Regions from separate parts of the Homo sapiens genome. Here region 2 is linked to region 1. The links are chromatin contacts, found by Hi-C or POLR2A ChIA-PET in ENCODE. All regions are on one chromosome and are shown on one strand. Each heading gives the region's core, a stretch centred on a gene start or an enhancer-like site at or near the end of the contact. The rest is flanking DNA. Distances are from core to core; before and after follow the strand shown. Region 1 holds the start of CPSF6 (cleavage and polyadenylation specific factor 6). Region 2 has its middle 33 kb from the start of MDM1.

Region 1 (2,717 bases), core at 149-2,648:
AAATGGGTACCCAGATCACCAGACTGGCCTCCAGGACTGCAACCATGCTTTTTCCACCATACCAAGTGCAGATTGAGTCTTTTTTATGCAAAAATGCTTGGATTTGAGGGGATTTTGGAATATTTGCATATACATAAATTATCCAGGAGATGGGACCCAAGCCTAAACGAAATTCATTTATGTTTCACATATACCTTATACACACAGCCTGAAGATTATTTCATACAATACTTTTAGTTATTTTGTGCATGAAAAAAAGTTTTGATTGCATTTTTGACTGCGACCTGGCAAATAAGATCAGGTGTGGAATTTTCCACTTGTGGCATCATGTCAGTGCGCAAAAAGTTTCAGATTTTGGAGCATTTCAAATTTTTGGATTAGAGATGCCCAACCTTACAGATGTTGTTTGGGTTATTCTATGAATGATTTCTGGCCAGTTTCTCAGGAAACACGCTCTACTACAGTATATTTTTTAATGAGTGAAAAAGAAATTAAGAATGGAGGGGAAAGTTTCAAACTGGAGAGACATCTTTGAGTAAAGTATCGTGGCTGAATGTTCCTACCTTTATTGACCATGTGACCTGGTTAAATCACTTAGGTTCTATTAGGCCTCAGTCTTCTCTTCTGTAAAATGAGATGTTTAGACCTAAGGACACCTTTCCAGTTCCCTTCCCGTTGGGACATTCTAGGATTCTGAGAGAGAAGCCCCCCTGGCCTCAAGATACCTCCACTCTCTTGGGTGTGCTCTAAGATGACTGCATTCATGTTAGAAGCATCTGAACTACGCCAGAGACAACCTACTGTAGATCTAAGGAAGAAAAAATGAATGGCAATGAATGCGAGAGGAAGGTGGGGGGGAAAGAAGCCCACGAAGATTAGAGATGGAAATGGCAACATAAACAGCATGCAAAGATAACCACTGACGGGTATCTAGCGTTTACGATGCAAATAAAACTCTGCTGGTCTCTGAGGATGCAGAAACAAGACATTGTTTTTGGTCTTAAGCCGTTCACAGAATGCCCGGGGGTTACACTTTGCATTTAAGCACGGACATATAACTTCCACCTTTAAAAGTCCTGGATGTGAGAAAGATAAGAACAACGGATAAATGAAAATATTAACAAAACGTCTGAGTATGCCAGAGGCCACGTGAAAAGACGGTGTGTGGAAACAGGTGGGACCCACTGCTAAGCTGGATGCGCGAGTAGGACAAAAAAATTGGCCCCCACTCCCGGGCCTCACCCAGACACAAAAGAAACGTCCTCTGCCCTCAGAGGCGCAGCCTTTCCTCAGCCAGCAGAGCGGCTGGGCTGCAGAGTCCCCGCCCCCGGCCGGCCCCTGTCGCCCGCGCCTCCCTCCCTCGGGCCTCGGAAGTGACGCAAGCGCCCCCCCACCGCCGCTAGATCCGCTGCTGCTGCCGCGGCGGGCAGACCTGCAGGAGGCGGCGGCGGCGGCGGCGGCCGAGGCTGAAGGAAGATGGCGGACGGCGTGGACCACATAGACATTTACGCGGATGTCGGCGAAGAGTTCAACCAGGTACGTGAGAGCCCAGGTCCCCGCCGCCGACGCGGGCGGCGCTGCGGCCGGGAAGCTGACCCGGGGCCCGCTGCGGCCGCGAGCCGAAGCGACTGCAGAGTGTGCGCCCTTGCCGCCTCTGGGCCGCGCCGCCGACCCCTGGCGTGGCGCCCCCCCGCCCCTCGTTCTACCGCGTCGTTTCACGGGCCGCGGGCGCGGCGAGTCGCCGCGGGGCCCGGAGCGCGGACGCGGGCCGCTGTGCAGCTGCCGCCGGCTCCTCCCTCGCCGGCGCTGCCTCGCTCCCTATTGTTGGCGGCACCCGGCTGGCGCTTCCCGCCGCGCTAGGCCCGGGCGGTGGGGCCGCGTGTAAGCGGCGGAGAGAACTGGCCGCCGCCGCGCCCCCTCCCCCGTCGCTGGTCGGAGGAGGAAGCCCTGGCGGGGCGCGTGCCCGCCGCCGCCGCCCCTTCCCCGCCGCTGCCGCTCGGGCTCCGATTCCTCCCATCGCTCCATTTTGTCTCCCTGCCCGCGCACTGTCGCCTCATGGAAGGCCGCGTTCACGGCCCTTTGTATCCCGCGCGCCCAGTCCCCGGGGCTCTCCTTCTCGGGTTTGCGACAGGTTTCGGCGTGGCGCCTTCCTCCTCCCCTCACACTTTCTGAAGGCGACTGAGGTGCGGGCTCATTTGCAACAAGTCCTTTGACTTTTGGAGCCACAGATAAAAGTCGGTGCGCTGGTCCTGCCTCATTAATCCAGGGCTTGCAGTGCTTTGAAGCCCAGTCGTTGTTGGCCTTTGTGATGAAAATACCTGTGAAGATGAGTGGCCGGGGACCAAAAGGAAGAATTGGAAGCGCGATGGTTGGATGGAACAAAAAGATGTTAGCTCACCCACAGATCTCATAGTGATTAAAATGAAAGAACGTTCACCCCAAATCCTTATGATGTGGTTTAAAAATAAAGAGTTATAGATAAGACCCTATTTTCGAAAACAAAGTGTTAAATCCCCCCACCCCCACCCCCGGGCCCCGTGTTACCTTTTGAAAGGTTGAGCGAAAGTGAGAATGCAAGGTTTTCCTGAACGACGTTGCTTAGAGGTAACGCGGGGCTGTGATGTCTGTTAATGGGCATCCTTGCAAAAGATGTCGTTTGTTGCTAGTGACGTTTAAGGTTTGAACCTGCTGTTCGTATCTACTGCATTTTATGTAGT
Region 2 (2,897 bases), core at 63-2,562, 870 kb before region 1:
TGATGCATCTTTGGCATGCAACAAATAATAGTCGAATAAATTCATCTACCTGGTAGTCCTTGGCTGGAAAAAGTTTTTGATTTTTTGTCTTTATAAAGCAAAGATGAAACTAAACTACCTGCCAAAAAGACAAAGAGAAATTGCATTTAAATAAAACTTAAAACAAGTTGCAGAATTTGCATAGTATAATCTCATTTTCAGTTTTTAAATTGTATGTGTGGGTATATATTATTGAACACTAACTGCATGCTAGCAGCTTGATAAACGGACTATACATGAGCTATGTACTATACTCATATAAATGTTCATAATTGCATAATAAAAGCACTGGAAAACACGTACCAAACTGTTAGCAAGTGGGAGTGAGGTTTGAGGGACTTGAGAGAAGACTAGCTTTTACTTTACACCATTCTTCATTAATTGAATGCTTTACAATGGAAATATTTTATAAATACAAAAAGAAAAACATCTGAAGAAACTCAATATCAGCGCCATTTCTACTGAAAATTTTTCATCTTGCAGTTTTAACTTCTCACAGAATCCTTTCCTTTGGACTTGAGGCCTCTGAACCTGTGCTAATTGCACTCTGTCAGGAATTCGTCCTTGGCGACCATAGAAAATATTACAGGTGTCTGTGCTACCCAGAAAGCAAAGGGTTGTGGTGCTTTCTTTTTTCCTTTGAGTTACATTGCGACTGGCACAGTTATGAAATGAGAAATGTTACACACAAGATTGCCACAATCCCCATTTTTGGCTTATCTTTATGTCCCATACATTCTTTTAAGATTTCTATCGCCTCAGTATTGTCGATTTCCACATCCACAGCCTAACAACGTGGTGCAATCGCCCTTTGCGACGCCGCAGACCAACAGACGGATGCTGCCCTGCTGCAGTTTCACAGCACACCGGGTCTTTCCGCTTCAGCTGGACAGAGGCCCAGCCAGGCCGTAGGGAGGATTCCGAAGGTCTCTCTGCAGAGGACCGGCCTCTCAGACCGAGAAGGCTCCACCCAGGCAGGAAAGGACACTGTATGTGGGGCAGTCGGCCTGGGCCCCATGGCTCGTGTTTGTTGCTGAATTGGGCAACGTGGGCTGCGGTTCACAGGGCAACAGAGACTTCACCACCTAACACATCGGGGCTGGTGCAGCTGAGGAGGGCTGCTTCTGCCTCTTGGTGACCACGCCCTTTCCCAGGCTGGGCCCACAGGAAGTCTGGCCGGGAAGGGAGGAGGCACTGCAAGCTGTGGGAACCACACCGGCTCCTTCACTGCTGACAAAGATCTACTCCACCCCCACCGAGAAACTAGCTCAGAACCAGCTTTCCTCCTCCTCCGCAGCCCTCATGCCCTGAATGGCTGACTTGGGGGATGTTTACACTCATTTTTTTCATACTTAAGGGGGTGTGGGTGCCAGATCAACTTGCTCACCACTCAGACCGCACACAAGAAGCCTTATGTTGAAACTTGTTCAACCTCCAGTAACCAAGTCATGCAAGTGGAGAAAACTAGATAGCATTGCACACACACATATACATACACAGGCATATATAGACACATATATATCCATATATATGTGTTTATGTGTGTGTGCAATTATCTTTATACATATATTTAAAAATTTTATATATATATATACACACACACATATATATATAATTTTAATGCTAATAATGCTTGCCAAATGCTTGGTTTCAGTTGACTGCTGGTGGAGTGTACAACCTTGGTACAACCTCTCTGAAAGGCAATTTGACAACAGATATCAAAAGCCTTAAAGGTTTTCATATCCACAGTAATTCCACTTCAAGAATTTAAAGAAACATAAAATGTATATACAAGGTTGTTCCTTCTAAGGTTACAGCTACAAGTATAGACTACTTTAAAGCCATTCAAAATAATCTTTTGGAAGGTTTTTAAGGGGATAAAAAAGTCACCATAATAAATGAAAAGCCCTACATTTATATAAAAATGGGCATAGTCTCACATAAAAATATGTGTGTGCATATGTATCTATGCATGTGAGTGTTTCTGTGTACATAGAGAGAAGGAGCACTTCCTTTCTCTTGAACTACCCTCTGCCCTTGGTTTCCAATCACTGCATTCTTTCCTAGTTTTCTTCCTAGTCCACTGGCTGCTCCTTTGTTCTCCCATATTGCATCCTTCTCCTCTTCCCAACCAATCCATATTAGAGGGCTCAACCTCTGTCCTCAGACCTCCTGGCCATCTACATGTCACTCCTGAGACCATCTCCCCTACATCCTCTCTATGCTGATAATCCGCCAGATAAAATCTCCCTGCCTGTCCTCTTCCCCTAAGCTCCCGACTAGAAATCCTCACTCAGGTGTGAAATTCTTACTTGGCCTTCTTATATCCAAAATGGAACTTTTGATTTCCATTGCTGTCTCCTCCCCCTCACACACACACACACACCTGCTTCCGTCTCATTGTTTCCCATCTCAGTAAATGGATCATCATTTCACAAGAGATGGGACTAGAAACCAGGGCATCATATGCTTGATGCCTTCCTTCTTCTCTCATACCTTACATCCAACCCATTAGTAGCAAGTCCTGTTGTCTCTATGTTCAAAATATGCACCAAATCCAGCCCCTCTCCTCATCAGCACTGCCCACTCCTCTGCCACCAGCATCTCTCCCCCAGACTTCTATGAGAGCCTCCCCGTTAGTCTCCCTGAATTCACACTGCCCGCCTACAATCTGTTCTCCATAAAGCAACTAATGATCCTTTTATAAAATAAATTACATCAGAAGGCATGAAACCTATAAACAAAATGTTAAAAGTTATCCAGGAATGATGAGATTATGGGCTGTTCTTATTTTATTCTGTCTGCTTCTCTACTATTTGTCACATTTCTAACAATAAACACATTTCACTTTTACCAGT

The links. A loop is a pair of places that touch in the nucleus more often than their neighbours do. ChIA-PET counts read pairs that join two places held with the same protein, here RNA polymerase II (POLR2A). Pooled maps may share reads with other maps.
Region 2: a loop to region 1 is called in a pooled map, with 5 times the contacts of the local background. The contact joins the enhancer-like site here to the promoter of CPSF6 in region 1. A Hi-C loop is called at or near these places in 1 of 37 single-sample maps with no recorded cell type and 5 of 50 pooled maps. POLR2A ChIA-PET finds 5 or more read pairs at or near these places in 1 of 52 experiments (GM12878).

Annotation. Positions count from the first base shown.
Region 1 is chr12:69,238,171-69,240,887 of GRCh38, forward strand. CPSF6 (cleavage and polyadenylation specific factor 6) reads left to right here and starts at 1,399. Exons shown (of 10, transcript NM_007007.3): 1 at 1,399-1,536. The coding sequence starts at 1,477. RefSeq lists silencers at 1,222-1,721, 1,872-2,091 and enhancers at 1,555-2,135, 2,136-2,715.
Region 2 is chr12:68,364,204-68,367,100 of GRCh38, forward strand. No RefSeq gene overlaps it. Among named protein-coding and RNA genes, the nearest start is that of MDM1, 33 kb to the left of the region's middle. RefSeq lists enhancers at 499-1,021, 835-1,094, 1,022-1,543. Within about 2 kb of position 1,313, at least 39 of the 41 ENCODE cell types and tissues checked have a DNase peak (open chromatin) inside an H3K27ac peak, as active enhancers do; they include GM12878, where a contact is called at or near this core.